Regions from separate parts of the Homo sapiens genome. Here region 2 is linked to region 1. A link is a loop called in an ENCODE intact Hi-C map of the cell type or tissue named here. Cell type or tissue: heart right ventricle. All regions are shown on one strand. Each heading gives the region's core, and the rest is flanking DNA. Links, peaks and the distances in the headings are about the cores only. Region 1 overlaps GUCY1B1 (guanylate cyclase 1 soluble subunit beta 1). Region 2 overlaps GUCY1A1 (guanylate cyclase 1 soluble subunit alpha 1).

Region 1 (16,729 bases), core at 4,084-12,083:
AAGCAAATGTCACTTCTTAAGGGAACCTTCTCTCACATCCAAACTTTTCCCTTTCCTTCATAGTGCTGTAATGCAAGAGTTTGTACTTAGTATTTGTACTACTGATTAATGTCTATCCTCCATGACAATAGCCTCCATAACTCTTTCTAGAGTGCTCTCTCTCTCCCTCTCTCTATGTATTCAATAAAATATCAGGCTCTCTTTCTGTAATAAAAATATGGATGTTTATATGTGAATGAAGTATCTTTCACCTTTTTCATTTCCAAAGAATAGAGCACACACATATTTTTATCAAAGATTCTTCTCTGCAACCAGAATTTATGTCAGCATGGTGACATATTCAACTACTATTTAAATATAAGCTGTTTTCAAATAGACATTTCTTTTTCTCCAAGATTTATTGAGATATAATTGACAAATAAAAGTTATATATATTTAAGGTGCACAACTTCATGTTTTGATGTACATATACATTGTGAAATAATCACTGTAATCAAGCCAATTGCCATATTCATCACCTCACATAGGCACCCTCTTTTTTTGTAGTGAGAACACTTAAGACCTCCCCTCTTAACAAATTTCAAGTATTCATTATAGTATTGTTAACTGTAATTGTTCATTGTAATTGTTAATAGTGACATTGCTGTGCCAAATAAACATTTCTTATATCAGCAAAGGCAGAAGATAGAGCAATATAGCAATACATAATAGCAATTCCTTTTGGAAGTGTCAGAGTTCTTTTATGTTTTCTCATGTCATGTGGATGTATTGGAAGGACTAAGAACTCTATTGTTAGAATGACAATTTCATATGTCAAAAGACAATTACTAGATTGGATTCAGGACATGATTGAATCCTTTAGCAAGTTTCTAAAAGGCAGGGATGTGTGGTGCTGTTTAAAGTCAGTGTCATAGACTGTAACTCAGTGTTTAGAATACTGAAATTAAATTTGAAATCCAGCTGAGCTCTCACCATGTCATGCTATTTCGAATGTAATATGTCACGTATATTAAACACATACCATATGGTTCTGCAGTCACAGTCCTAGATGCTTTATACTCATTATCTCAGTTAATCCTCATCACCACCACAGAAAATAGATTCCTTCATTATCCTCATTTTGCAAATGAGAGAATAGAGGCGTAAAAGAAAGCCTGCCTCAAACACTCAGCTATTAATTATTAGAGCTGGGATTTGAACACAGATAAAGTTGTAATTATCATGTTATGTGTTTTCCTCCAAAGAGAAAGACCTATAACCTTCTTCTTTCCAAAGACAACCAATTTAGCAAGGACATGTGCCATGTTTATGTGTATTAGTACTGCCTGCTGCTTTTTCTTTTTTCTTGGAATGTTCAAGCATGCGTACAGGTGATTTTTGACAACAATATTTTTAAAGGCGAATTGACATGAAGCATATACACAAGTGTCTAAGTAAATTCATTTGTCTGTTAAAGCTGCTGAAAATGGCTCAGCAGCTCAAATGAAGATTTGTAAGTTTTGTGGATATGTTTTCAAAATTGGAGAAATTACCATTAAGGGTCTCTTGTGACTCAAAATTGGAGAAATTACCATTAAGGGTCTCTTCCTGACAATTGCATGTCAGGAAGAAACATGCAATTATGTATCAAGACTGTTGTTGTTTCCCCTAAAACTAAGGTATGGGTGTCACTCAGGAGAGTATTTATTGTTACTGTTTACAGTGATTGGATGAGTGAGTGAACACATTGACATGAAAGGACTGACCTTTACTAACTAAAAGGGGGTTCAGGCAGGAAGTCGTTACTGGATTTAAAGGGCCTGTCTCTCCACTTGGCAGCTCCCTCAAGCCAGAGTCTCTCCTTTGGGGTTCAGGCTTACTGAGAATCATTAGATTAGGCCATTGAAAACTTAGAGGCTATTCATGCTCCACAGCCACTTAGAAAAAAGCAATATAAAGTTTTACTTTTTTAGATGTTATATATAGTTACTATCCACAGTTTATAGTGGGAGATTTTAGTTTTAATAATGGTTGGGGACAATGCAACATTATGGTACCAATTCAGCTCACTACAATGGACCATTCTAGGATTTATTATCAAAACGACACCTACGTACTGTTTTTTAATACAGCATGTGTTCTGATAATGTTGTTTATGGGATCAATAGTATCTTGGAGCTGTCATTGGTCAGTTTGATTGTTTGATCCTGATTGACCTTTTCTGCCCAAGAGCAGACCTTGTGTTGAGATTATGTTTTCAACATGCCTGTGTTCAGGCTCTCCCATTTCAAAATACTCCATGGAAAACTTCTTTAACTGAAATATAGCAGTCTTGTCATATTCTTAACTTACTCTAAAAATGTACAGTAGCAGGAGCTCAGGGTCAGAATATGAATTCAGTTTTTCTGTGTTCACATATTGTAGTTAAGGAATATCTCCTTGTATGTGAAGTTATAAGAAATGTTACCTGGATATTTTGGACAAATTGTATACCTAGTTTTAAAAAATAAATAATAAAAAATATTCTTTAGTTTGAAAGCAAATGATGGACTTTTGTTAGTAATGTTTGATTACTTGTTTGTTTTTTTTTTTTTTTTTTGTAGGGAGCTTGGAAATGTGTGGGGAAATTGATTTCATTAATTCATTCACTAATTTTTAAACATGTATACCTTTATTAAGCACATGTGCACCTTTATTAAGCACATGTGCAATTCCAGGCACCTGGGTTAGGCACCAGTAATTACATTAAAGAAAAAAATCCCAACTTACCAAACACCACCACTATAAAAATACCAACTACCTCTTTGTGAAAAGGTAATTAGTATAAATAAAGGATCTGCTTAAATTCCAACAAATAAGAGTAAGTAGGAAGTTGATTGCTACTGGGAAACTATTTCACTTATACGTATTCAACTTCTAAACAGTTACTGTGGCTACAGATACAAAGAATGTGATTATTTCTGATTTTGTTGCCAGGTGAGAATTCGATCTTTATTTTTAAAGCCCTTAGGGGCAACAGAGCTTGTTTGTTTCTTGGCTATTTTAGTTTGTAAATTCTATCAGCAAATCTGCATACTAAGTGCACCTTAATTATTTGATTCTGACTAAAAATGACTAAGATTTTGTTGTCATTCTTCCCTTCTCTTCTTCCACTTGCCATTTCCTCTTTCTCCTTTTTCCCTTCTTCCTTCATCTTCTCCAACTACTATAACTTACCAGTTAGAGGAAGTATCAGGCATTAAGTGTGCAAGAAGTACTACCCTGAGATTTTTGCATAGGTTAATTCTGCTAACCAACACAATGACCGGAGGTAACTGCTGCTGTTAGCCTGTTTTACAGATGAGGAAATGAAACACCAAGAGTTGAATCTGCCCAAACTGCACATGGGATTGGCTTAGTTGTTTATTTTCCATACTGTGTGAGGAAAGACTTTGACTTATGACATAGATGAAATCAAGGGAGTTTCTCTTTATCTAGGTTTACTTGTTAGCCAATGAAAGTGCTTTTAAACTTGAACCTCTCTAAATATTTATTATTGTCTGCTGACCTCTTTCATTGAGTAATTCACTGAATAGAAAAATTTAACGCTTAAGCCAAGCAGAGTCATTGGGTATGTAAATATGGCAAGTCATAGTATTTGAAAATAGTGAAAGACTATGTTCACTTGGGATTTGGTAGGACTTTTAAAAATAAAAATAATAGTAGTAAGCAGCAACAGACTGTAATACAAACTAGGAGGCATGAAGATTGTAGTGCTGTTGGTTATTATTTGATAGATGAGCACTCTTGAACACAGTTTAATCCAATTTACTTAGAGTTTATATGATATTTTTTGTCATCTAAGAAGCATTGAAAAAAATGACAGTATGTCCAAAATTTTCAGAAAAATCTTAAATTGTGGTTCTCAGGGAAACCTGTGGTTTTTCTCACATGTAAAATAAGTACAATTTAAATAATAAGGTAATTGCATAATTTCCCTATTATGTAATTATATAATTACATAATAATAATGTAACAATGTATACATAATGCAACAATTTAAACAAAATTGGAGCTCAAAAAATAATTCTGAAAGAATGAATGAGTCTATAAAATTTGGTGAATGTACTTGGCTGAATTTGGATAATTTAAGCCCATATAAATTCTACTTGTCACAAAAATAAATTTTAAATTACTAGAAGTGTTATTCTTGCCTTTGCTCTTGAGGAAAGAACTTAAAAGTTATGGGATAGCAAAGTGGGAGATGCAGAATTATGAGATAATATTACTTGAATTATGTAAATTGTTTATGTAATCTGAATATTAGCTTACTTCCTAACTTTTCTTAAATTTACTGGTCGCCCTCTGTGACTTCAGGTAGCAGATAAAAAAACAGCCCTAAAGCTAAGGAGAGAAGGAAGCCTGCAGTGTGGGAAGGGAAGCCATTAAAACTTTCCTCAAAGAACAGTGGCAGCTATATTTTGCAGAGTGCTGGGAAATGGTTATTATCACATCTCTGTGCTTTCTGGAGGTTAAAACATTTGACAGCATGAAGTCCGATTATATATAAATTTACCTAAAAGTTAGAAGAAAAGTTGTATTGAGAATTGAGAGACAACAGAGAAGGCTTGGTTGATTCAAAATTTCTACTAGCTTCAAAGGCCATATTATCTGAAATTAATTCTCTTAGTTATTATTCCTTCATTGTATATTCTCCATCTCAGTTTAGTGTATTAAACTGCTTCATACTAAAGAGTTTGCGATACCTCCAATTAACTTTTGCAGTATTTCCAATTAGCTTTTCCCCTGAAAGGAAAGAAGATGAAGAATAGGCTAGAGAAGGAAAGGAAGTGGCCCCAGAAAGGTTAGGTATAAGGTGGTAAGGATGGAGGTTTCCTGCTCAAGTCCTTGCTCCGGCGTCACTGTCCCCATGAAGCCTACCATGAACACCTATGTATATTATCCTCATATGTATACTGCATCCAGCCCCTTCCTCTTGCATTTCCACTCTCATGTCTTTATCCAGAGCTACCTCTTCCTGTAGTATCTATTGCTTCATAACATATTATATCATTTTGTTATATATCATGTTTATTGCTTATTACTTGTATCTGTCAGCTAAAATATAAGCTTTATGAGGACAGGGATCTTTACCTCTTTTGTTCATTGATATATTAAAAGTGCTTAGAAAAGTGCTTGGACATAATAGGCATCCAAATATTTGTGGTAAAACTGTTCCATAAGAAAAAAAGAAAAAGAAAAAGGGTAGCCCCACATTCCCAAAGATGTAAATAGAGTCCTAAGTACTTTGAATAATTCAAAGGAATTCAGAGTGAAATTTTTAAAAGAAGATTATTATTTCCTTCCATGTACTACTGTTTAATTTCTATTTCAGTCCCCACTGGGGAGCATTGACACTGGTCATTTCAGGAAGTAAAGCTTTGATGATAAGGGAGCTTATTTTAATAAAGAGAGAGAAAGGAAAGGACCAATGCATTGACCCATGGTTAGGGGGTTTCTGAGGAAATGGCTGTTCCCCTGTTTTATGCAGAGGGACTGTGGATTCTGCTTGTACCTTGTTTATTTATGGGTTACTAGAGATTGGTGAGTGTTTCAAATAAACAGAGTTTATTACAGAAATTTATGTGATTTGATTTATTCCAATTGGAAGAAACAGAATGGTGAAACATGAATAAATTTCTACTTATTGTATCTTTAATTAGAATATTCTGTCAGAGTCTCCAAAATTTTAATCTATAGATCAGTGTTGTTTCAAAATAAAATGTTAATAGCAAAATGACAAAACATAAGGTATCCATATCCGTCAAACTATTTATCCCATTCCTAAGAATTTGTTCTGTTTTTACATAGAAGTGTAAGAAGCTATAAAGATATTCATAACATTTTTTATACTTGTGGAAAAAATAAAAACATCTAACTACCTACCAAGACTTCAATATGTCTACAATGCAATTTTATGCAGCCATGGTATAGAAGTATAATTATGATATGAAAAGATATCCATCAAATATTCACTCAAATGGGTTTTAAAGCAGTATGTTCTATATATAAGTATATTCAAGCATGAACAACTTGAAAATTATAATAGCAGTGATTATCTCAGGATAGTGGAGGCTTATTTTCTCTTTTTAGTTTTTCCTTTCCTGTACTTTATATATATTTTTACAATTAGAAATTAGAATGCAGAAAATATATAGTAGCATTTATCAGAGGATAAGACAATGTTTGTATATTACGTTTTCATAATTTTTTGATATCTCACTGACTTTTGGTATTAAAAAGACTTGAGGTCTTCGAAGAGTTGTGTTGCTTTTGTTTAACAGCTGTTTATGTTTGGAAAAAGGGAGAAGAATTTAATATTTTATGTACAGTGCTATAATTGTTTGAGTAGACATGGGGAGTGCTATATTCACTGGGAATATGTATAGTACTTTAACTGCTTAGAATATACTTTTGTACACTTTATCTCTTTACTGTTGTGAAAGGTGAATTATCTGTTGCTTCCACTTCAGAAAAGAGAGGTTTTGTTTGTTTGTTTGTTCGCTTGTTTGTTAGCTGAGTCAGGATCTGGCTCTGTTGCCCAGGCTGAAATGCAGTGGCAAGATCACGCCTCACTGAGGCCTCAACTCCCGAGGCTCAAGCAATATTCTCCCACCTCAGCCTCCCAAGTAGCTGGGACTACAGACTTGCGCCACCACACCTGCCTAATTTTTTTTTTATTTCTAGGAGAGAAGAGGTCTTGGTATGTCGCCCAGGCTGTTCTCAAATTCCTGAGCTCAACGGATCCTCCCACCTGGGCTTCCCAAAGTGCTGGGATAACAGGCATGAGCCAACCTGCCCAGCCAGAAAAGAGAGATTTTAATGCTTATGTGCTTTATGTGATTTGCTCCGGTTCATTTAGCTGGTAAAGCCTGGGCTCTGAAATGCAGATCTCTGTGCTTACAGAAAACATGCTTTTAAAAAAAAAGTTATGAATAAATGCAGGCAAATAAATTATAAGCTCTGAAGGACAGAGGATGTTTTTAAGACTATCTGCATACTAAGGTATGGATGTAAGACATACCACCATTTGGAATTTTTCCCTTGAGCATACACAGATATAGTCATGAGTGGCAGCTGTGATAGCACAGCTTCTGAAGGAGAGAAAGCAACTAAGGACTGCCTTGAAAATATTTAAGGAGTTATTTGAGCTGCTGTGTTGCAAGTTCGCCTAATTAGAGTGGCTACTTTCCTTTGTATTCTCTTGGCAATGTACAGGGATTCCGATGAATTGGATTGAGAGTAAGAGGTTGACATCCAAGCTCCATGTATTTTTGTGAAGTTAACATTGGCAATGATATCTGGAACTTAGTTCTTTTCTACAGTTGGCCATGTGGGTTTTTTTATTTACATACATTTATGAGGTACATGTGCAATTTGTTACATGCGTAGTAGGTGGCAGTGTTTTAAACAATGGATTTCACCTCTCCTTTGAATGCTTGTTTGAGAAAAGTAATTCAAATCCTATCTAAATAAATACATTTATATAATCATGACAACTTTTAAAAACAATTATAATTTTCTTTCACTAGTACTGTGTATGTTTTGAGCTACTGTGTTTAATAAGCTAAGGATATATTTGAAGATTTTATCAGTCCACTTGGCATCTCAAACTTAATATGTTTAAAAACATCTCAAACTTAATATGTTGAAAACATAGCTCTTGACCTTGACCCCTTGTCCGCCTCCAACAAGTCTTTCCCAATTCAGCTACTGGTGACAACATCCTTTTAGTTGCTTAGACCAAAAACCTCAGTGTCCTCCTTGAGTCCTCTCTTTTCACACCCTGTGTCCAATCCATAGCAAATCATGCTGAATTTACCTTTAGAATATATATGAGTTTGAGGCATTTCTTACCTGCTCCACGGGTTCACGCCATTCTCCTGCCTCAGCCTCCCGAGTAGCTGGGACTACAGGCACCCGCCACCACGCCAGGCTAATTTTTTGTATTTTTAGCAGAGAGACGGTTTCACCGTGTTAGCCAGGATGGTCTTGATCTCCTGACCTCGTGATCTGTCAGTCCCCGCCTCCCAAAGTGCTGGGATTACAGGCATGAGCCACCGCGCCCAGCCCACCAACACTTCTTACCTGAATGTTGGCAGCAGCCTCCTAACTGGTCTCCCTCCTCTGTCTTGTACCCCTTTAGTCTATTTTCAATGCAGTAGCCAGGTGAATCCCTTTAACCTAGAGCAGTTTATATCACCACTCATGTCACAAGTGCTCAAGCCCTTCACCTCTTTCAAGTAAATGGCAGTTATCCCAACGTCCAACCAGGCCAAGCACTGTAGCCTCATGTTACCTCTCCTACCCGTTCCCTGATAGCTACTTTTCCCCCTCCTCTGTTCCAGCCACATTGGCCTCTGCTGTCCTCTGACACCCCAGGCATGCTCCTGCCTTGCCCTTTGCACTTGCTCTTCCCTCTGCCCAGAACACAATCTCTCTAAATTGCTCGTGGCTTACTCTCGGAGCTCCTTCAGACTTTCTTCAAATGCCAGCTTCTCAGTGAGGCCTTCCTGGCTGCTGTCCTTGAGCTCTCCACTGCTCTACTCTGCTTTATTTTTCTCCAAAGTATAATACTTACCATTATATGTTATTTATTAATTTTATGTTGTGTCTGTTTTCCCAGAATATATGTATTGCAAGAAGTCAGGGATTTTTGTCTGTTTTACTAAAGATTGTACCCCTAGTACCCAGAACAATGTCTGGCACCTAATAGGGACTCAACAAAACTTGCTAAACATCTATTAACCCAAAAGTTATTTAATTTATTATATTTAATGGCAGGTATTGTATTGAGCAGTAGAGTACTATGTACTGTTAATCTTGCTAAAATATACTTAAATATATCATTTTAATTTAGGGAGGGGGATATGACATCATTTCTGCTCTCTCACTAGAATTTTAGGTACATGATGATGTTTAAACAAATTTGCCCAAAAAAACCAAATTCTATTTCAGAGATAAAGCCATTGTTTATACAATTATTATACTTATAGTAGCTATTTTTTTAACTTCAACTTTTCTCTTCTGTCTTTCTTGTTTTTGTTTTCCAGAAAAGAGGCACAGTTAGATGAAGAAGGACAGTTTCTTGTCAGAATAATATATGATGACTCCAAAACTTATGATTTGGTTGCTGCTGCAAGCAAAGTCCTCAGTAAGTTGAATGCAACTTTCCTTCTTTGGCCAAGTTACACGTAGAAGCTCACAGAATGCATGGTTCAAGATCACAACGCAGGGTTACAGAAGTGGTGCAGAGCATTTGTACAACCTGCATAGTTGTGTGGTGGGCATCCACATATCATGTTAGGCTCAGGCTATGCCAAGTCTTATTTTTCCTTTTGCAAATTCTTTAGAGAATAGAAAAGAGTAAATGTGCTCTTCTTGTTGTTTTTTGAGACAGGGTCTGGCTCTGTCACCCAGGCTGCACTGCAGTAGTGGCCCAACTCCGGCTCACTGCATCCTCTGCCTGCCAGGCTCAAGTGATCCTCCCATCTCAGCCTCCCAAGTAACTGGGACTACAGGCACGCACCACCACGCCCAGCTAATTTTTTGTATCTTTGGTAGAGACGAGGTTTCATCATGTTGTCCAGGTTGGTCTTGAACTCCTGAGCTCAAGTGATCTACCTGGCTCAGCCTCCGAAAGTGCTGTGATTGCAGGTGTGAGCCTCCACGCCAGGCCCAGTCCTTTGTCTCCCCCAACAGAAAGCCATGTATTCAGGAAGGAAAGAGAATTATTGATACTTAATGTAACAACATCAGTTGTGGTGTCAAGAAAACGGTAGTTATTCAAGTATAATATGTGTTTCTCCAAATCTCTTTTGTAGTCACAAGTTATATTAACTATTGGTAAAAGAAACATGAAACTGAGATCTACCACAGATAAATATCTTTCTGAAGAAGGCAAAGTTTTAAAAATTTCATGGAGAAGAAGTTGTTCTCAAAGTAGTATCTATTATTCCCACAGTGCTTAATTTTTAACTGGGCTATAGTTTGGATACAATAGAATGAAGCTTTTAGCTTTGCCACATATAACTAGGAAAGCAAACACTATCTATAGTAGAATAAAAATTGTTTTAAAAGATTGGTAAATGTTTAATATTAACAAGAAAAATATCTAGCCTCCAGCAATCAAAATTGAAACAAACATGAAATAACTTTTTTTATTATCAATTTGGCAGTCTTAAAAATGGAAATATCTAGTGTAATGATGGAGTACAGTTAATGGGAAATCACATACATTTTAAATGTGATGGTAGTTAAGACAACTTTTTTGAGAACAATTTTGCCTCATGAAAGCCTTTTAAAAAAATATTAAAACCTTCAGTAATTTTTCCTAAATAAATTATTAGATCTCTTTCCATTAAGATTTATGTATGTGTTTTCATGTCAGAGTTCCATATATTATCAAAAACTGAAAAAAAGCCTACATTTTCAATAAGAAGGGATTGGTTAAATAAATTATTGCATCCATATGTTGAATAAGATAGCAATTAAAACTGATACACAGCACTTTGAGAGGCCGAGGTGGGTGGATCACTTGAGGCCAAGAGTTCGAGACCATCCTGGCCAACATGGTGAAACCCCCTCTCTACTAAAAATACAAAAATTATCCAGGTGTGGTGGTGGGTTCCTGTGGTCCCAGCTACTCAGGAGGCTGAGGCAGGAGAATGGCCTGAACCCGGGAGGTGGAGGTTGCAGCGAGCCGAGATCCTACCAGTGCACTACAGCCTGGGCGACAAAGTGAGACTCTGTCTCAAAAAACTAAAAAAAATGTGATACAGAAAATTTAAGTTTTAGGAAATATTAATGATTGTTTATTAAGAAAAAAGCAGGACACCAGGGTACATGTTATATGTAATCAAGTTATTAAATATACATATTTATATAAAGACTTTTGTATCAAAATATTGTCATGTGCATTCTTGATGATTTTAAAAATCTGTGTTTTTTGGAAAAAAGAAGTAGTATATCAAATATATGCTTTAAAATGGCCAAAATTAAGTACAGGGTGAGTATCTCTTGTCTAAAACTCTTGAGACCAGAAGTGTTTAGGCTTTCAGATTTTTTTTGGATTTTGGAATACTTGCATATCCATAAGAAGATATCTTGAGGATGGGATTCAAGTCGAAACATAAAATTCACTTATGTTTCATGTACACCTTATAGACATAGGCTGAAGGCAATTTTGCACAATATTTTAAATGATTTTCTGCATGAAACAACATTTTGACTGCAATCCATTACACGAGTTCAGGTGTAGAATTTTCCACTTGTAGTGTCACGTTGGTGACCAAAAAGTTTCAGGTTCTTGAGTATTTAGAATTTCAGATTTTCAGATTAGGTATGCTCCACTTATAATTTGTAATAGAAGCTGAAAAACTGGTTGCTTTGCTTGTAAATGCAAATGTACACCATTAACATGTTTATACGTTGTCTTCTCTGATTTCATTGTATTGTCCTGGCGGGATTTTTTTCATATGATCTATGCTTGCCATGCACAAAAATTGAAGACATTTTACATTACTTAATAAACACTTATCTTCATTTTTTCTATTAACAATATTTCACCTATTATATGCTTTTTTTCCCCTCTTGAATTTGTAAAATAGATCTCAATGCTGGAGAAATCCTCCAAATGTTTGGGAAGATGTTTTTCGTCTTTTGCCAAGAATCTGGTTATGATACAATCTTGCGTGTCCTGGGCTCTAATGTCAGAGAATTTCTACAGGTAAGCAATTTGAGGTCCTATAGTTAAAAGTTCTGTGTTTATAACTCTCAAATATAGACTCTAGAATACTTTTGTTCACTCAGCTGTACAAGAGTGTCTTGCTTCTGAAATGGAATCGTAGTCACCTTTTTCTAATTCACATAAAATCATCGTTATTGGAGCGTCTCGAATACATTTTAGCATTATATTTTTTCTTTAACTTCTGGTTGCTGATACTGAATATGCAAGTTGTAAATTAATGTTCCCTGAAGAACTCCAGGTGGTCTTTTGTGATCTGTTCAACTGCCCTTTTTTTGGGGTAATGGCTCTATATCCTAGTGATTGTGGTTTTATGTGTTAGACATTTAATATGGCCTTATTTTCTATTTACAAAACATTCCTAGTTTGTAGATATAATCGAGCAATGTATCAGTATTTATGAAGTTCTACCTGGAGCTCAATGTTTAGGAAAAAGTAGTAGGGTTTTCAGGTGTTCTGTCACCAAAACATACTTAAGATCCATTATCATTAGTTAAATATTAATTAATCTACTGTACGAGGGAAAATAGGAAACAGTCCAAAGTCAGTTTCAGGTGAAAAAGTTAAATAATGCAATCACAGGCCTTTGTCTTACATTCTTGTTAAAATTACCTTAAAAGATTGTACTAGTAAATTACACATTAGATGAGAGACTATTTCTGGATTGACTATACTATTTTAAGCATTGACATTTGTGAGACCCTCTTCTTGAAATGTGTTAACATTGAAAATTATATAGTTGTTTGCAAAGGATATTTCTAAACTGGCTGCTTTCAGCAGCCAGATCTTGCTGGAAAATGATGTCAGTGCAATACTAGCTGAACCGAAGCCCAGTTTTGAGGGAATGTAAACTACTTTCAATCCAGCTGCATTATTGATTTAACAGCCAAAATAAGAACTTTAGTGTTTAATCAAAATGTCTGTTGTTTACATAGTGACATTTTTCTTATAAACTTAAAACAGCATTAAATCAAGTTGGAAACTGGTTTGCAATCTCCTGCCATGGATTTACTAAACTACTGGTGTCAAAAAAAGCTGCCACTTCCAAATGAAGTAGCTGCCAAGAGATATTTAAATAAAATTGAACAGGCAGCATTTAATGGGATTATTTTAAATGGATTAAAATTTGATACTTAAATGTTTTGGGGGATTTTGGGTTTTTGAATACATATTTCACTTTTTAGTACTTTTGTTGGCCACTATCAACTTATAGCAAAGTTTCAACTTTCAGTTGTTCTGACTTATAACTCTCTCTCTCAATGCCCATGTTTACATAACAAAACAAAGATTCAAGTGGTTTTATTAATTCCTTTTTTTTTTTTTTAACCTCTACTCATTGTGACCATCTGCTAAGCTTGTTATGGCACAGTAAGAGAGCAAGCGGCCTTTTAGGTGTGTTTCTCTGTATTCCAGAGCTGCTTTATCCAATAGGACAGCCACTAGTGCATGAGGCTACTCAGCATTTAAAATGAGATGTGCAAACTGGGGAGTGGCTCACACCTGTAGTCCCAGCTACTTGGAGGCTGAGATGGGAGGATCACTTGAGCCTGGGAGATGGAGGCTGCAGTGAGTGAGCTGTGATCACATCACTGCACTCCAGCCTGGGTGACAGAGTGAGACCCTGTCTCTACATACATACATACATGTGTACATACATACATACACACAACAAAGTGCAATGTGCTGCAAGTGTAAAATATACACCAGATGTCAAAGACAGTACAAAAAGAATAAAAGATGGCTCATTCACAATTTTATATTGATTGATTTCATGTTAAAATGTTAATATTTTGGATATATTTGGTTATATAAAATGTAGTTAACATAGCTTTAAATTATACACAATTTTATTTTATTTCTCTTTCAACGTGAGAGTGAAAAATGAAGAAACTAGAAAGTTAGAATACTGTAGTTTTCATCAATATTTTACATTATGATTCAGTTCTTTTATTTTCTCCTGGTTTTGAAATTATACATTTTAAGGGCAAATTGAATATGTTAAAATACTGCTTTTCTAAAAAGTAGATATTTATGTTATCATTAGGCTGATTACACAGAAATTAAATGGACTTTTTCTGTGTGACTATAAAACAAAATCATTAACTTTCATACATTGTTTTAACATGCCAGCACACATATATTGACATTTTTATTACGTAAATTAGTAAAATATTCTTTATGGTGACTTCAACTCTTCACTAAAAATTTAAAGACTTTCTTTCTGTTTCAGTCCTGGTTTTAATCAGTCACAGCATCTTTAGATTCTATTTCCCAAATACTGAGCTTTGGGAATTCTGCCACTTTTCTCTATTTCCCCCCACACTTCTTTGGGAGAGTCTACCATTATCTAGAGGTTGAATGGATTCCCTGCTTCTCTTCATGACTCCTCCAATCTCTTCTCCATCCTATAACTCTAGTGCTTTTTCTGAAATGCAAATGTCTCTCGTCGTATCGTTTTCTTGCTTAAACTCTGGAGTAATTTTTTATTGCTCACTGGAAACTGTCAAAATATTTAAAACAATTGAAACCTACATCCTTTCTGCATCTTTCCTCTCCCTCTCCCCCAGTCCAGCCAAACTTAACCTCTTTAAGAACCTTGTATTTATCTTGTTCCCGCTATCCTCTCAGCTTTTCCACTGCTCTTCTCTTTGCCTGGAGCATGTTTCCAGCACTTTCCCCATAGATAAATTCTATTAATTCTGCAGGTAAAATTACTTCTCTGGGAAGACGCCACTCCTCTCTCCAAGCTCTGCCCTATCCTAGTCACGGTAACTAACCTCTCTCTTATTTTCATAGGACACTCTATTTCCCCAGCCACAGTAGTTTTCATACTGCATTATCATTCCCATTTGATGGACTGGAATGTAAACTTCAGGAAGCCAGAGATCATGTATAATCTCTTAATGTTTGTACCTTCACAGATGCAATCTGTATATCTGAGAATAAATGAATATCTTTTTTAAAAAAGTGAATATTTGTTGTTTGTGCAAAAGCAGAAAACACACAATAGGAAGCAAACACACCAATAGATCAAGCTGAATTATTTGCCTCAGGATAACCCATTTCGAGTGAGATCCTGTAATTTTTTTTACGGATGAATCATAGATTGAAATATAAAAGAAGAGACATACACTAGACCAATTTCCTTTTCAGGTGAACATCCTAAATTACTGTTTATTATTTAATTTACAGGGTACATTGCTTGTATCTGTTGACACTTTTAAAATGGTCGTTCTGACATTTCCATTTTAAGCTTTTAGGGAACACTAAAATAGCTACTGAAATCATAACATGGGAGACTATTTGATTATGCCTTAGCTGAGCAACTCTGACTCACTCATCATAGCAAGCAGAATTTCCTTGGAAGTTGCCTGTCCACAGCCTCTCAGTTAGATACATTATTAAGAATAGGTCTGTCTTATATATGTATATACATACCATACCATTGTTTTTACTTTTCTTGAAATAATGAAAGAAAATTTCTAAGTACTAGACACAGCATATAATAGGCAATTAATGAAACAGTCTTTAAATAATAGAATTAATTAATTCTGAAGTATATGTGTCTTTATAATTATTTGGTCCAGCCTGTTTTATCAGGATAATACCTCTTTTGCTTAAATTTTTTATTCGAGGATACTGTATAGATAATATCTGTAGCTTAGCTCCAGAAAAATATTTGTTTTCTCACATGGAGGTTATCATTTCCATTCACAGTTGACTTAACGAATACTAACATATCTTTCCCCTTGAAAGGCTTTGGTGCCAATATCCAATTCATGACCCTGCTTATGCAGTCTCTCCTGTGCTTACAAATTCAAGTTTAAAAAATTTGCATTATGCGTATTTTAAGCCACACTGAGACTTTAACAAAAAAATAGCTAGAAGTCCTAAATGGATAAATAAAATATAATGGGATATATTTAGGATAAATAAAATTTAGGATAAATAATATTTAGGATATATTTACGATAAATAAAATTTATCCTAAATGGATAAATAAAATATAAAATTTAATGGATAATAAAATATAAGAAATATTTTTAGAGAAAACTTTGTAGAAATACTCCTCTTCTCTAGGCATTTCACAGTTTAGAATTGATTTTTTCTTAAATCACCAGTGAAAGCATCAACTTGTGGGCTGATGAAAAAAGTAATAATCTTTGGCATTTATTCTTTGGTTGATTTAATAATTGAAAATATAATGTATCAAAAAGAGAAAAAGAAGACATTTTTAAAATTTGATTTTTGGATCTTATATATTTTACCTGGGTATATTGTTTTAAAGACAAGACCATATTTCAGTAAGAATTTTGTCTAGTTTTTCCACTTTTTTATTCATAAATTGACAATAAAATGTGTGGTTCCATGCTATTGCTATAGTCAATGTCTTTTTTTGCGTTTTTTAATGTTTTATTATTATTATTATTATTGAGACGGAGTCTTGCTCTGTCGCCCAGGCTGGAGTGCAGTGGCGCAGTCTCGGCTCACTGCAAACTCCGCCTCCCGGGTTCACGCCATTCTACTGCCTCAGCCGCCCGAGTAGCTGGGACTACAGGCGCCCGCCACCACACCCAGCTGATTTCTTTTTCTTTTATTTTGTATTTTTTAGTAGAGAGGGGGTTTCACCGTGTTAGCCAGAATGGTCTCGATCTCCTGACCTCGTGATCCGCCCGCCTCGGCCTCCCAAAGTGCTGGGATTACAGGCATGGGCCAGAGCGCCTGGCTGCTATAGTCAATTTCTATCTGAAGCTTCTAGTGTACTGATGAAAAGACTGCAAAGAATACATGGGATTTGAAAGCTTCATAAGAAAATAGCTGATAAGGAATGTTCAGTTTAATGTTATTTCTACCTTAATCCACGCTCACCTCTACTCTCTAATGTCCTATTGCATTATGGCACATTCTATTTTCCCTAAATTACTGCAACAGTCTCTCCCATCTCACATGCATTTCTGTAGTATG
Region 2 (16,729 bases), core at 5,585-13,584, 82 kb before region 1:
ATCCATGTATCTAAAACAAATTCAACATCCTTTCTCTCAGGCCTACTGCTCTGTTTCTGTTACCTGTTTCCATGAACGGTGCTATATCTTTCTACACAAAACTTCAGAGTCATTCTATTCCTCAGATCTAGTGAGTTGCCACATCATGCCAACTTTAATTTTATAATATCTCTAGTAGCCATCTTTTCCTGCCTCTTTCCCACAATTTCCTTCATTTCTTGCTTTCACTTACACTGTTCTTTCTCTGTGGCGTGCCCCTTGCCAAAATCTTAATTTTCAGAACTTAGTCATTTAAAAAAATAAGCTCAAATTCTGTACATTCCAAGAAGGCTTCCCTGATGATTCTTTTGCCACCACCGCCTAAATCTGATATTTCTTATAAACAGTTTTAACTCTCTATCTTTACTTATTCTCCCTTTTTATTGTAGCCATTAGCTATTTAATAAAATTTCTTATATATACATAAGAAAATTCGACTGGGCACGGTGGCTCATGCCTGTAATTCCAGCACTTTGGGAGGCTGAGCGGGGCGGATCACGAGGTTAGGAGTTCGAGCCTGACCAACATGGTGAAACCCTGTCTCTACTAAAAATACAAAAGCATTAGCTGGGCGTGGTGGTGTGTGCCTGTAATCCCAACTACACAGGAGGCTGAGGCCGGAGAATCGCTTGAAACCGGGAGGTGGAGGTTGCAGTGAGCCGAGATCATGCCACTGCACTCCAGCCTGGGCAATAGAGTGAGACTCCATCTCAAAAGAAAAAAAAAGAAAAGAAAATTCAGTGTGTGTGTGTGTGTGTGTGTGTGTGTGTATATACCCCACTCATATCAGGCTTTGAAGAAAATTAAAGAAAGGAATATTTTTTGTCCTTTTATGAAACAGTAAATTTTGATTGAATTATAAATGGATCTACTGACAACTCATTTTAAAATGTATTTCCAATAAGCAAGACATTTTAGAAACTCTGATTTAGCTTTCTTTTATTTGTATTTTATGTTTTTTCTGGTTCATGTTTTGCCCCCTATATTGATTATAGCTAATAGCCTAATATTAATATATTTTATTGAGATTAGTTAATATTAATTGAGTGGCCAAATGATGGATGATTCTGTGCTGAGTGTTTCTGATAAGGCAGTCAAGTATAGAAACATGGATGGTTTTTCATTTAGCTGATTTCACAGCAAAGTGCAAAAGGAGGATAGGAAATTACATGAGCATTGTTGATTTCTTTATCAAGCACAGACCTTGGAAATGCATAAACTCTATGTATAGTGAGATTTCACTTTTTCTGAAAAAAGTTGAAAAACAACACTAATAATAAGTAAAATAGAAAAAGAGAATATATAGGAAAACAAAAAAAATGGCTTGTCAAATTGTGTGTCATTTACAGAGGTGTGTTTGTGTCTTCACATACAAAGAATCCAGGGAAAATAAATGGAAAAAAATTGAATAAATTTAATAATAACAATTTAGTTAGCCTATCTATGTCACTTCCGTGTTTATACCAGATGACTCAGAGCCAGTAGTTCTTTCAATTTCAGCAGAAAATAATTATTGGCAGTCCCAAAGTTGGATAAACTGTGACCTGCATTGGCTGGTTTGATTAAGGCTGGAAAATAGCAAACTTGATTAAGTGACAAAGACAAGATAATGAGGAAAGTTATTTAGAAAATGTGTTTAGAGATTTGAAAAGGGACTAAAAGATAGTTTCTCAAGAAAGTGCAAAAGAAGATGAGAAAATTATGAAAAAGAGTCTGGGGCAACATTTTAGGAACTGTAGACAGTGAAAGCAATTTTATAATGTATGTTAATATTAGCATGATATATAGACGAAAGGTAATCTTCTGATTGGTCTGAGATGAAGTAGTTATGTTAACCCTCAAAAGATGATGAAGTGTGAAATTTGAATTCAGATAACTAAGTTTTCAAGTTTTCTCAAAGTATTCCCTGCAGTGGCTGGTGGTCCACAAAGAAAGGAGGGCTTCTCAGCATTTTCAGTAGAGGAGGTCATCAGGGTATATTGGGTGAACTCAATACACCTATACACCTCCTGAGCTTTGGGGTTTGAGCCACATCACTGAAGTCTGCACTCTGTCATCTGCAAATGGAAGGGACTGCAATAAATAATCTCTAACTCCTCTTCCAGTTCTAAACTCCTATTATGCAAATGACTCTGTCTTTATATTGACTTTTATGTAAGAGGTACTGAAATGAATAGGAAAAATTGTTTGGTATTTCTTTAAATTTTCTCTATTTTGAATCAATTAGATGGCAGAGGCATTAAAAGAATATAGTTGTGGGTTTGGATTTAATGGGAAAAGACTCAGCCTTTCTCAATATGGACTTTGCAAGCATCCAAATATATACCTGCAAAGTATATGTTCAGAAGTCCAAATTCATTTCTGGTAATGATTCTTCTAAACTAATCATTATGTAAAAACTTGGCAGAATTGAGTTTGTGTTGGAATTTGCCACGTCTTTTGCTAACCTGATTCCAGCATAAGCATCAAGGATCTGTGTCCCAGTGTTATGACAAAAGTTCATTTCCTGTCTTAAGAATCAGAAAGAGCTTTACTGCTGGTCAGAAAACTAGAAAAGGTACCTGACTACCCATCAATTACTAATACCTTAGTAGCCTGGTCCCCTGGGCCACCTCCAAAGAAACATCTGCTGAGTCTCCAGGCCTCGAATCTCACACTTCACTTTTATGAGCCTTTTCTCTGGGGTCATAAAAGAAAATTTCTCTGAGAAACGTACTTTGCCAAAGTTTATCCCTTGGCTTTGTTGTAAAGATCCTTTAAATGTGGCAGAGACACCAACAGCCTTTTTAGCTGCCTTTCAATTCTTCTCTGATGCCTAAAACTAGAGAGGCTCAAAGTGAAGTTTTCAAAGGGAGTCTCCTTAGAGTTCACTGGGACCCTGGAAGCATCTCTCATGCCTTCATTTTGGGAATATCTAAACTTCATTACCTTAATTGACATGCCCAACAACCTGATCTTTCATTTTATTCTGTACACTAATTTAACAGATACAATTTAGTCTTTGTTTTCCCAGATTACATTTTTTAGTAGGGGAACTTGAATAATAATCACCATGATATGTCAAAAGCTCCTGGTTTCTCAAGGCAGCTCCACAGCAGGAGCTCTGTAGTTAGATAGGGTTGGGTTCATTTCCTGTTTCTGCCACTCACCAGCTATGGCCAAGGACAAGTTACATGATCGATGTTTCAGATTCTTCTTGTGTAAAAAATACTAAAATACACAAACACACACTCACACACCCTTCCCATAAGATTGTTGTGAAGATTAAATAAGATAATGTATGTGATGTCCCCAACAGCTCTTTAAAGCAGGAGTCAGTCAACAGACCCCATCAAGGACAAGATAGTAGCTACTTAAGGCTTTGCCAGTCATGTGACCTCCATAGCAGTTACTCAACTGCACAGTTTGAACACAGTAGCCATAGACAGTGCATAAATGAGTGGGTGTGGTTGTGCTCCAATAAAAGTTTATTTATGGACATAGAAATTTAGGTCTCATATAATGCTCATGTATCACTGAGCTCCTGGTGTTCTCCTGCATGACAGCTTAGCTTTGTCTGACCCTCTCAGCCCTGCTCCAGCTTCCGCAGCTCCTCCACCGCCTGAACCGCCTCCATTGATGCATCTGTTCTTGTTCTCCTTGTGTTTTTTTTTTTTTTTTTTTTTTTTCTCTTTGCTGTTCTTTCTGTAGCCAGGCCTATACTTCTCCATTAATGTGTTCTTGATTAGGTTTGGTAAGATTCTATCTCCAGCATTGCATAGATGTCTTAATTTTTCATAGCTGTATAAGTTTCTTGTCCTTTCTCTCAAAGAGCTTGGAAAAATTTCCAAAGGCTGGATTAGAAGAACTGTGAGAGTCACTAGTGTCTCTTATTCCAGAATCTTCTTTCCAAATATGACAAGTTAGAGTCCAGCCAGTTTGTCTTTCCCCTACCATTCGGTGAGTTCTGTACTCACAAGGTCACTCCTTCCTTCCCATCAAGGATGAATTGACCTTGGTATCTCCTCATTGCTCAGAAAGGTAATTCAAGTGTTCCACAGGTCAATCCCAGAGTCACTTCACTTTTGTCAGGAATCCCTGTGTCTCTTACTTTAACTGGACTCTGGGTGACCTATCTTGTTTGCACAAATATCTTAAAGTGAACATGCCAATTAGTGTCTCACCTCTACCTGCTCACAACCTAAACCTTTCCACCAAACTAACATTGAGAAAGTAAGTAGATAAAAGAATTATTGGCCAGGCGTGATGGCTCATACCTGTAATCCCAACACTTTGGGAGGCCAAGGTGGGTGGATTGCCTGAGTTCAGGAGTTCGTGACCAGCCTGGGCAACACGGTGAAACCTAGTCTCTACTAAAATACAAAAAAAAAAATTAGCCGGGCGTGGTGGCGTGCGCCTGTTGTCCCAGCTACTCAGGAGGCTGAAGCAGGAGAATGACTTGAACCCGGGAGGCAGAGGTTGCAGTGAGCCAGGAGTGTGCCACTGCACTCCAGCCTGGGCTACAGAGCGAGACTCCGTCTCAAAAAAAAGAATTATCACTGAATCCATATTTAGAAGAACAGTTAGCTTATAAAAGCAATAATTAGAGACAGGATTCCTTGTATAACAAATACTAATCATTTCCCAATATGGCATTCTGGGAAAATAAAATCAGATACCACAGGATTTCTATTTAAGTTTGGTTGTTATGAGATTTTGTTTTGTTTTCAAATTTCCACATTGGGAATAATATGAATTAATAAAAAATAGTGAGTAGTGCAATGGCATAAGGCTTGCTTGATTTATAAAATAGTTTTGGCTTAACGAGTAGAAAATGAGGTTTAAAATTCAACATAGTCACCCAGTTTTTATATTCTAATATTTCATTAAAGGAATTAGACATGCAACTTATTATATAATAGAATTAGATAAGATAAAACCAAAATAGAATCTTTCTGCTCTAAGCTGTGCTGCAAATTCTATAATTTTTTAGTTCAATAAAAAGAACTGTTGACTTAGATATAACTTTCTTGGTATATTCTCTAATGCTCATCAAGTAAAGATTGCTTTCTATATTTGTAGGATAATGAGCATTGGATATATTATTAGAGTTCCCTTAAACAAGCTTTGATGCATGAAAAAAATGGTTTCATAAGTATAAAACATTAAGGAATCTTTCTGAGAAGCTAGAATAAAATTGTCAATCATTTATTTAATAACTTATGTCAGCACAATTTTCTTGTAGTATGCAATGAGCATTTACATTTGGTTGTATGTACCAAAAAAAAATTTTAGGGTTGCTCTGAAGTTATCAAGGAGACACTGATCATTTTTTTCCTGTTATAAAAAGTTGCCTAGAGCTCTAGTAGAAGAAGCATCACAGCTTTCGTAAGGCAAGTGACTGAAGACTTGATCCAAGACTGGACTTTTATCTTTTTTTAAAAAAATTATGGACCTATGGATGCTAGGCAAGACCAGGCACTTTATATATATTATTCCAAATTCTTAATTTGAATCTGTTACATCATGACTTTACCATTTTATGTGTGAAATAACAGAATTCATGAAGTTATGAAACTTGTCCAATGTCACACTACCACCGAGTAGCATTTGTGATAGTCAACATGTATTCCTCCCATACTGGGTAGCAGTGCTTTTCTAAGTGCTTTCTATTTATTGCTTTGTTTAATCTCACAACACATTTATGAGATAGTTGCTATTATTATCCTTATTTTTCAGATGGAGAAAATTGAGGTGAAGTTCAGTTAAGAACTTCACTAATGTCGCAGAGTTAGCACATGGTAGACGCAGGGAGCAAACACAGGCCATCTGTTCATGTAGCCTAAGCTTTTAACTGCTACGCCAACTCCACTGCCTCAGGGAACAACTGGGCATGGCACCTACATTTATGTGAACCCAACCCTCCAAATTATGAAGTCTCTGTCATGCTAATTATCTGCATGAGACATGAGACATCAGGCACTTAAAAACTCACCATTACAGGGCCGGGTGCGGTGGCTCACATCTGTAATCCCAGCACTTTGGGAGGCCGAAGTGGGCGGATCATGAGGTCAGGAGATCGAGACCATCCTGGCTGACACAGTGAAACCCCGTCTCTACTAAAAATACAAAAAAAAAAATTAGCCTGGCGTGGTGGCGGGCGCCTGTAGTCCCAGCTGCTCGGGAGGCTGAGGCAGGAGAATGGCGTGAACCCGGGAGGTGGAGCTTGCAGTGAGCCGAGATCGCACCACTGCACTCCAGCCTGGGCGACAGAGCGAGACTCCTCAAACAAACAAACAAACAAAAAAAAAAAAAAACTCATCATTACAGAAGAGGGAAAATAAGGGTGTGTGTATGTAAGTATGTATGTATGTGTGTGTGTTTATGTATGTCTCTACATCAAGGATGTAGAGGTTTTACTTTACTTCCAGGCCTTCCTGCCTGACCAAAATTTAAAAGAGGAGAAATTATGATGTCATGTAATCATCAAGTTCATTATGTCACCTAAAAGAAATCTATCAATTAGCCCAATTATTTAATCAAGGATTTGTTGTCACTTTAAAAGTTTCATCAGATTATTTTACCTAAATTATAATGTACTCTGTGGAGTCTCAGAAAATGTGATCTTGTTGAGTGTTTCTTCCAGGTTGGTAGGTTGGCTTTTCACCTTATATGCAAATTTAAATCAAACATTGATTAGTGTAGGAGTATTTCTGATATAACACAGCATAGATGTTCTTGGAAAACCTCATATGCTTCAAAACTGTGCACTAAAAATAAAAGGACTTAGGGAAAAAATGTGTTTGAGTGAAATCATTCAATGCTTACGAGCACTAACAAAAGCAAAAAAGAAAAAAAACAAAACAAAACAAAATCCCCAAAATATAAAAGTTTAGTTAAAAGATACATTGAATTCTAATGAATACTGCACCTCAGCAATTGTAGGCCTTGACCTAAGGGGAAAAAAGTGAAAGTAGTTGGTAGGAAAGAACTATAAGACAGCCTTGAGTCTGCTGAGTTATGGAGACAAGAGAAAAATACAGGAAAATTGTCCAACAGTACTTCTACGACAGAGCATATGGTCAGACTGGGCTAAGAGGAAGAATGGGGAGCAAAGGGGATCTAGCATGCCTGCATTTTATCCTGACATTATTTCCCTAGCGATAGATGTGCCTGAGCCAATTGACATTCCTGAAATGTACAGTACTTATTTGAAAACAGATAAAAACAAAATGGCTTTTTACAGAGTAAAAAGGAATTACATTTCTTCCTTAACTCATTTCATAATCATTACTATATTTTCAGTAAGTATATTTTAAAGTGACTAAGCCTCTGCAAGGAACTATTTTAGCAATGTAACTATGATGAGAATCATAGAAAAAGATGCAAGAAATTGTTTTATATATTTTAGGGAAAATTGGTTGAAAAGTTTATCTGATTTCCTCATGATCAGCATGATGCATCATAAGTAGTGATGATACTTAATTTGAAGATGTTTAACTGCATGTATTCAAATTGTAGTCATCACACGGGAGAGTTTTTAAAATATATTTTAGGATTTATAATCCCAAAGGTTTTTCTCTTAAATTAGTTATAAAACATTCTGTAAATACTTTGATAAAAACTGAGAAACAAAATGTGAATTTGAATACTTAAAATCTCCCTACTATAGAGTTGAGTGTACTGAATTTTGCTATTATTTCAAAGATGCCACAGAATTGCCTCTTAAATCTAATTTTAAAAGATTGTAGATTGCACTCATCTTATTTTAAATAAAGATTTAATGCAGCTTATTAAACACAATTTGTGTCCAGTACTGTAGTTTTATCAAGGCGGTTGCCACCCGGCGAGTCGGGGGGCAGGGGCACTCCAATATGATTATTGAAAGTGAGGTTGCCGTTGTCTTTAGAGTTGACCTCTCTGTTTTGGGAGAATCATCAGTATGGGCTCTTGAGTTACAAAAATTTAAGGTAAGCATCCTCCTCTTTAAAAATAGCTTGAGACAGCTCACACTTACATGTAGATGCAGTCCGTTAGGAAGGTGAATGCCCTACTCAGTAATAGAAATTGGAGTGAACAATTACTGGGCTTTTGAACAAGGAGAAATTGCTTCCCAAAATGAGATTTTAACAGAAGAATTGGAGTAACCTAACTCCCACAAGGTGTTATATAATATTAGAAATCCAAGCTCTAGGCTTGGTTAAGATTGAATAACCAGAGTCATGGGAAATGTATTATGGACTATTTTGATTGTGCACTATGGTCCCTAGAGTTTTTCCTTGGCTGGGATATTGAGAAGTAAAGTCAGAGGAATGTGTCTTCCCTCTGCTTTGGTCCCCACACCCAGTCAGTAGCCCAGGCCTGCGGATTCTCTCTCAGAATTACTTCTGCAATTGATTCATTTTTTCCCCCCAGGGTCCTGTTTTTGCCCAACCCAGATCTACCATCTGTCCTACTCTGACCCATTTTTCATTCTACATTCCAAATAATCTTCTAAAAATGCAGTCTAATTCACTTACTCTCTTGCTTATTAGTTATTTAGTTGATTGCCCTTAGAATAGAGTATTATCTTGTTTAATGCGGTTTGTAGAACTCTGCAAAATCCTGACCTCTGTCTATTTTGTCTCTCACCACCATTATCTTGCTCTGTCTTAACCTCATTCATGCCTTTGCTACACTGGAATTACTTCTGTTCCTAGAACATTGGCTCCCAAGCATGCTGTTCTTTCTGGAACTCTCTTGGCCTGACGCAGCTCAGATGTTTCTGAGAGGACTAGGTTCAGATCTCTGATTTACATTCCCAGAGCACTATATCCCTCCCCTTTTTGCAGCAGAGGCCACCCTTGGAACTGATACATCAGAAATAGTTTTCCTCCTGGATTGTAAGTTCTTGAGAGCAAGGGGTGTTCTTTACACATCACTCTGACCTTGTGTCTAGAAAAATGCCTGGCACAGAGCAAGACCTTCGTAAATATTTGTTGAATAGGAAGAAAAATGAACAAGTGCATGAATGCGTGAATGATGTAGAAGACAATCCAGTAATACCAAAGAATCTATTGGAATCAAAATTATTAAAAAGAAAATGCAGATGAATGGAGAATTTATGTTAAAAGCCAAAAGAGTCTTGAGCTTTGACTTTTAGGCATCATCAAATTTAATAAAGAGATATCAGTAACATACTAAAGCAAAAGCCAGATGGTTTTGAACTTAAGAATAAATATGATGTAAGGAAATGAACACAGCCCATAAAGCCAACCTTTCAAAAAGAGTAACAATAAAGGGAGAATGGTAGTGCTAGAGAGGAATGATGGGATGAAGGAGTCTGAGATTTGTTTGTCTCTTTTTAACTTTGTGGCAGAGAGAATTGGACATGCTCACCAATTTTTCTACTACTTTGTCCTGCTTTCCTGATATACCACAGGGAAAGTTCTATAAACATTTCCTACTACAAAGTGAAAAGAAACCTATTTTAAAAGACTGGTTTATGGGATTTTATGTAATATTTTTCAATTTTTGAGTAAGGAAAACTTTCTAAGTTTTCAGTCTACCTGAAAATTAAGCCTTTTTCCTTATTTATGAAAATAGTTGTTACAATTTGTACTGAAGTATACAAACTTTATCCTTACTAAGGCAATTTGCTTTTAAGTTTTCTCCTCCTTTTGGCTACTCTTAAAAATCTGGACTTTCAAGTTTAATCTTAAAAAGCTCATATCTTTTTAATCACAGATATTGGCATGTCCAGGTACCAGGTATGATGGTAGACATTTGATACAGCTAATTGCTTTTGTGATGGATACATAATTTTTAGGCTTGCCTCTTCCCTGTAACTTTTTTCGATTTTTTTATTATTTATTTATTTCAACTTTTATTTTAAGTTTAGGGGTACAAGTGCAGTTTGTTACATAAGTAAACTTGTGTCATGGGAGTTTGTTGCACAGATTATTTCATCAGCCAGGTTTTAAGCCTAGTACCCATTAGTTATTTTTCTTGATCCCCTCCCTCCTTTCACCCTTTACAGTCCAAAAGGCCCCAGTGAGTGTTGTTCCCCTCTATGTGTCCATGCGTTCTCATTGTTTAGCTCTCACTTATAAGTGAGAACATGCGGTGTTTGGTTTTCTGTTCCTGGGTTAGTTTGCCCAGGATAATGGCCTCCAGCTCCATCCATCTTCCTGCAAAGGACATGATCTCATTCTTTTTTATAACTACATATTATTCCATGGTGTATATGTACGACATTTTCTTTATCCAGTTTATCATTGATGGGCAATTAGGTTGATTCCATGTTTTACTATTGTGAATAGTGTTCCAACAAACATACGTGTGCATGTGTCTTTATAATAGAATGATTTATATTCTTTTGGGTGTATACCTAGTAGTAGGATTGCTGGGTCAAATGGTATTTCTGTCTTTAGGTCTTTGAGGAATTGCCACACTCTCTTCCACAATGGCTGAAGTAATTTACACTCCCACGAAGAGTGTAAATTAAAAAGCATTCCTTTTTCTCCACAACCTTCTCAGCATCTGTTATTTTTTGACTTTGTAATAATAGCCATTCTGACTGGTGTTAGATGGTATCTCATTGTGGTTTTTGATTTGCATTTCTCTAATGAGCAGTGATGTTGAGCTTCTTTTCACATGACTGTTGGTCACATGTATGCCTTCTTTTGAAAAGTGTCTTTTTCTAACTTTTCATCTGCTCCTTAAGACCTGCTTTTGGAGAAAAGTGTATCAGTGCCAGAGAGTGTGGTAAGGGGTGTTTTCCTTACATGATATTGTTACATGTCTACATGATCTTGTTACATGTAGTAAACAAGATGTTCATGCCTAATTGAATTCTAGGATGGGCATGGTGGCTCACGTCTGTAATCCCAGTGCTTTGGGAGACTGAGGCACGTGGATCACCTGAGGTCAGGAGTTCGAGACCAGCCTGGCCAGCATGGCGAAACCCCATCTCTACTAAAAATACAAAAATTAGCTGGGCATGGTGGCTGCCACCTGTAATCCCAGCTACTTGGGAGGCTGAGGCAGAAGAATTGCTTGAGCCCAGGAGGCGGAGGTTTCAGTGATCCAAGATCATGCCACTGCACTCCAGCCTGGATGACAGAGTGAGACTCTGTCTCCAACAAAAAAAAAAAAAGTTCATGCTTCATTAAATTTTAAATTCTAGAGTTTAAATGATTGAGGGTTGCCTTACTTGCACAATAATCTGTCCCTGTTATTAATACTAGGCCAGTAGCTGGGTCATTATTCTCACCACGGCAAAGTTAATCACTCACTAGTAAAAAGAGAGTGAGCATTAAGTTTATTTGGAGGCTGTTTAATTATCAACTTTTGGAATGAGAAGTACCTCTTCAAGTTTCTGAGAACATATTATTCCACTTCTTGCCAAGGCCTGTCGCCAAATTTATTATTTTAATTTATTTGTTTTTCCCTTACCATGTTACTACCATCTCTACAACCAACTATGTACTGAATTCACCCACTGACCAAACCATTTCTGAAGTTACTGCTAACGTTACCCATAAAAATCATCACTAGTTTACTTGAGGAACAATCTTTTGCCTGCCAGGAATATTCTGTATTCTGTATTCCTGGCAGGCAAAAGCAAGACAAACAGGTTTCCAAGGTATCAACACTGCGTGCATCTGCTTCATAGTGTAATTTCATCAGTTGAGCAGATGAAGAATGCTAATTAGTTTGTTTATACATATGTAATTTAATGAGACTAAACACTTAACTATCTTAAAGTAAGCACAACTTACTTCCTGTTGGCTGTTTTTGCTTTAATAAAAAACACTGTTCGGCTTATTTCCTGGAAATTATAGTACCGTGCAGTACAGGAAAAGAAATTATTTCAAGGAAGGTTGACTGGTCAATTGTATTCTACTGCAGCTGGATTCAGTAGGAAGATAAGAATTAAAATATTGGGCTTGGGTACCAGCGTTGAAATCCAATGTGAATGAGAGAGTTAAGTTTAATGGAAAGATCTATTATAAACTATATTATGGCAAACTTCTAAGTCCAATACTAAAATTCTAATATATACCAGAATAATTCGTTTTAGTAATAATTCTATGCCATCCTCAGACCTAACCTATAATCTTCCATTTCTTATTGTCTTCCTTTTGTTTTTATGTACCCTTTTTTGCTAGTTATTGTAGTTAGATTTTGATATAACTGAAATAGTGGCATTCAGTTAATAAAGCTCTTTTCCCTGAAAATTAATACAAAATAGTGGTACTATTATTTGTATAAATAGTTATTTAGTATTATCTATTACACTCTTTTTGATTACTTTGAAGTTGTTCAAAAACTGGATCCCAGCCAGGCACAGTGGCTCATGCCTGTAATTCCAGCACTTTGTGAAGCCAGGGCAGGAGGATTGCTTGAGCCCAGGAGTTACAGACCAGCCTGGGTAACATAGTGAGACCTTTTCTCTACTAATAATAATGAAAAAAACTCTCCAAGCTCCCCAACCCCAACCAAAACTGGACCTGCGTAGGCTGTTATTTTTGGAGAGGAGTGACTAGAGGAGATGAGGAAATAACTTTGCTCCTATAGTCAAAATTATATTTTAATTAAAATGCTTTAGTTAATATACTCGGTTTTCTACAACCAGGGGTCAGCAAACTACTGGCTATGTTCACAGTCTGCTTTTACAAACAAGGTTGTATTGGAACACATCTGTGCCCATTCATTTGTATATCATCTCTGGCTGGCTTCACACTGCAATGGTAGGGTTGAATACTTGCAATAAAGACCATGTAACCTGCAAAGCTGACAGTATCTATTCTCAGGCCCTTTACAGAAAAGGTTAAAGCACTTTTAAAGCTTAAAGCTGATCATTGATTTGAAGCTTAAATCAGAAGAGAAGTTATTAAACAATAATAGAATTATGTTGAGATGTAGTAAAGACTAAGAAACAAATATTTATTACATTAAGTCCCAAAACAAATGTGGGTAAAATTATTAGATATTTAGGTTTTGTAGAACCTAAGTAATCATTCCCCCTATAGCCATATTACCTTTGGACCACTTCAGTAGTCTATTGAGGTAGACCGCTTCCATTCTGTTCTGGCAGAACAAATTTTCTACTCATAAATGCATAGGATTTTCTTTTGTCCCTTCTTGAAGTTCCATAAATTATATATGAGCATAGATTTTGTTTATAACTTTAGGTAACAGAGCCTTGGCAGCTTCTTCTGGCCTGCCAGCATCCATAATCTTCCTCTATACCTAATGTCCCATGACATCCCATGGGGATCAGATACTGAATTTAGCTTCCTTGTTTGTCCCAGTTCAGAAAATGAGTTGTTCATTGTTCTAAACTTATTAGATGACTTACATGTGACAATTTACAGGCTGTTGCTTATGGGAACATATTAAGGGCATTGAGGAGCATAGAAAATAAAAAAAAAAAACCTAATTGAACTTCAACTCTAAAGATTCAAATATAAGGCTGAATCTTGGATGTTTCAGATACCACTAGCCAATGAACAGGAAATTATGTTCCTCACTGAATTTTAATATAAATTTGTAAACCATATTTTGAAGATAAAAATCTAAGTTGATTAACAAAGCCCGATTGTGTAGAAACTGCTCTAATTTAGTAATATTAGTTTGGAGTTATAGAAAACACATTGGCTTTGGAGTCAGCTGAATCTGCATTTGAACCCTAGTTCAGTCATTCTCTAGCATTTGAAATGAGAGAAAACTACCTAAACTTTTGAGCTTCTCACCCATTGGGGATAATAATACCTGTGTTATGTGGTTGCTGTGAGGATTAATTGTAAACATAGAGTTCCCAGCACTGTGTCAGGCACATAGTACTTAGTACATGTGGGGATTAGCAAATATGGGTTCTTTTCCACTCTTTGTTTTTCTTCCCCAAGAGTAGGAAATAGCTGGTAGACCCAGTTAATCAAGATAATTAGTATTGTTGATGAACTGAATTCACAACTTGACAGTTCCAGTAACAAATAGCTAATGATAAATGGGTTGTGAATTGTGGGAGAATTTACAACCACAGCATCAACAAAAACAAAAGTACTGGGGGAAATATGCTGGAATGGCGATGCTTATGATTTCAGTGGGAAGTGGGGTAGTCTTTGACTCACCGCAGTCTAGATTTGTTTCCAGAGACCCCTGCAAATCCCATGGTATGTTCTTGGGGATCAGGAGTTCTGATGTTTTTTTCATTTTGATGATAATATTTTTAAATTGCTTTACCATTTAAAGTGATAAAATTTTTCTTTTGCCATAATCATCTTCATTGAACTTTTTTTCATTGAACTTTTTTTTTCTAAGTTGGTGTTTCAAATCTGAAAACATATACTTGGGGATCATTATACATATTGTTTTGCTTTAGGTATTTTTGGAAGCCATTGGTTTTTACTGTTCTGACTTTTCAGAAAGGAGAGCATAATGAGAATGTAGTAGTACAAGCATGAATAAAACATAAACTTAGATGTGGCTTTTGTCATAAAACCGTGGTGTTCCACTCTTGTGAAATCAAACTGGACCAGATGAGTGTAAAAAATGGAAATCAGTAGTTGATGCTAAGAACATTTTGGAAAAATATATTTTATTTTAAAAGTTAAAATAGTAAGAGGAAGTATTTTGCTAATATTGTGAAATTCACACATATTAAGTAAAGATCTTTGCCAAATGTCCTGCTCATTTTATAATTGGCATTTCCAGCAGAATTTTTTTAACTTGAGAATGACATGACTATTGCTTTTGCTCACCTGTCTTTTTCTGTTTTCATCCGTGCATAAAGTCACTCCTCTTTCTGTTCTGACTTTTTGCTGTCCATAGACATCCCAGTTACCAGTGTCCTTGAATTGATAGTGGCTTCTGTTTGTCAGTCTCATATAAGAACTACAGCTCATCAGGAGGAGATCGCAGCAGGGTAAGAGACACCAACACCATGTTCTGCACGAAGCTCAAGGATCTCAAGATCACAGGAGAGTGTCCTTTCTCCTTACTGGCACCAGGTCAAGTTCCTAACGAGTCTTCAGAGGAGGCAGCAGGAAGCTCAGAGAGCTGCAAAGCAACCGTGCCCATCTGTCAAGACATTCCTGAGAAGAACATACAAGAAAGTCTTCCTCAAAGAAAAACCAGTCGGAGCCGAGTCTATCTTCACACTTTGGCAGAGAGTATTTGCAAACTGATTTTCCCAGAGGTGAGTGCGTGCTCTTTAGATTTTGAAATTGTAATACTTTGAAATTGTAGAAGAATGTTTTTCCAAGGAAAATTTAAACACTTCCTTTCTCACTTTCAAGGCTACAATAAATGTAGAATATTTTCTTGAAACACATAAAAATATTCTTTTAAAGCAATTGTGTTCTTAAGTTGTGTTTTATCTTAAAATGTTTATGATCTTGAATTCTTTTCAAAAGAACACTGCAGTCTGACAAACTTTATGATTTTGGGCAACAGGCTTAATGCCTCTTTACCTCAGCTTCCTTATCCCTAAAATGGAAATAATAGTAGTACCCACCTTCTACAGTTTTAATGAGTTTTAAGTGAAACCATCCATAGCTCTTGCCATAACATAAGTGATCAGTAGTTGTTAGCTATTATCTTAAAATTAAATTCTTCAAAGAATAACTTATTTTCTGCTCAAATTTTCTCTCCTAATTTTAAAGAGCATCATACGTCCCCTGCCAGTTTTCAGAGTTGTGAAAATCTCCCTTGGCCACTTGCTCTGATTCTGAAGTTCTGCTCAAGCCAGTCTTGACTTTCTCCCTTGGGTCGGAGTCATGAGCCTGTGATTGCCTACACCTGCGTGTTATTAGGTCTCACACTTCTTCATATAGCCCTGCAAGCTGCATAGCATAGTGTCATGTTGAGATCTAGAGCACCTTCTGTCAATCCACCTTGAAGGAAACTTCTGGGAAGAGGACACAGACCTAAATAAATAGAAGAGCAGTTGAAGGTCTTCATGATGTCTTCCTCCCTCTGTCAGTCTTCATAGTTTTATATAGATTTGCTTAACCTATGAATTTGGCTGGACATTGACTTAATCAGACACCAGCTAACATAATACATTGATAATTTTTAATTGACTCAATACCAACCCTCTACTGTGTGCAAAGCACCAAAGAAACATGGACTGGCTGATTTTCAGAACTGAAAGGAATTTAACAGATAATCTTGTTTCACTCCCAGGAAGTGCTAGGGAAGTTCAGTGACTTGACCAAAATTACACAGCTTTCAAAGGGTAGAGCAATTAATTCCTGCTGTAAACAGTCCAGGCTGGAATGACTGAGAAAGAAGAAATTGAAGTTTGAAAGATGGATAAATTAGACTTAGCAGAAAGTTGAGGGAGTTTATTTCAGATATAATATTAACACAATAGTACTTTGGCAGATAACCTTTGAAATGGAAATGTTTAATTATTCTTACCACACTCTAGTTGCTAGACAGCCAGCATTGGCTAGGATAAAGGATAGAGCCCTCCTCAGGGAGTTGGTTTGTAGCACAGTCTGGGAAACAATCGGTGCTCTCATTTCAAGGACAGAGTGAAATGAACAGAAATGAACCAAAGGTGATGATGAGGAAGCTGAGATTGCTTCTATGTTTTCCCTGAATCCTGTCCTTACTATGTTGGCTTTATCATTTTGTTTGGTAAATTTTGAATTTCTGCAATGGAAGTCATACACATATTGGACTCTTTTTTAAAAAACATTATGGTTCACCTCCAGCC

What was found. Hi-C counts contacts between places; a loop is a spot of excess contacts. Peaks named below come from ENCODE experiments on the same cell type or tissue, not always from the same donor. Only the 100,000 strongest peaks of a DNase experiment are listed, where the experiment ranks them.
Region 2: a loop joins it to region 1, with 2.0 times the contacts of the local background. A loop is called at or near these places in 8 of 110 quality-filtered maps.

The regions. Positions count from the first base shown.
Region 1 is chr4:155,765,897-155,782,625 of GRCh38, forward strand. It overlaps GUCY1B1 (guanylate cyclase 1 soluble subunit beta 1), which reads left to right. Exons shown (of 14, transcript NM_000857.5): 3 at 9,072-9,172; 4 at 11,628-11,746. Among named protein-coding and RNA genes, the nearest start is that of GUCY1B1, 15 kb to the left of the region's middle. In heart right ventricle, for the core only: no CTCF peak of the experiment used is centred there; a DNase peak (open chromatin) is centred at 8,313; H3K27ac peaks cover 1,029 bases.
Region 2 is chr4:155,681,921-155,698,649 of GRCh38, forward strand. GUCY1A1 (guanylate cyclase 1 soluble subunit alpha 1) reads left to right here. Exons shown (of 10, transcript NM_001130682.3): 3 at 14,836-15,202. The coding sequence starts at 14,948. Among named protein-coding and RNA genes, the nearest start is that of GUCY1A1, 23 kb to the left of the region's middle. In heart right ventricle, for the core only: no CTCF peak of the experiment used is centred there; a DNase peak (open chromatin) is centred at 8,831; H3K27ac peaks cover 7,743 bases.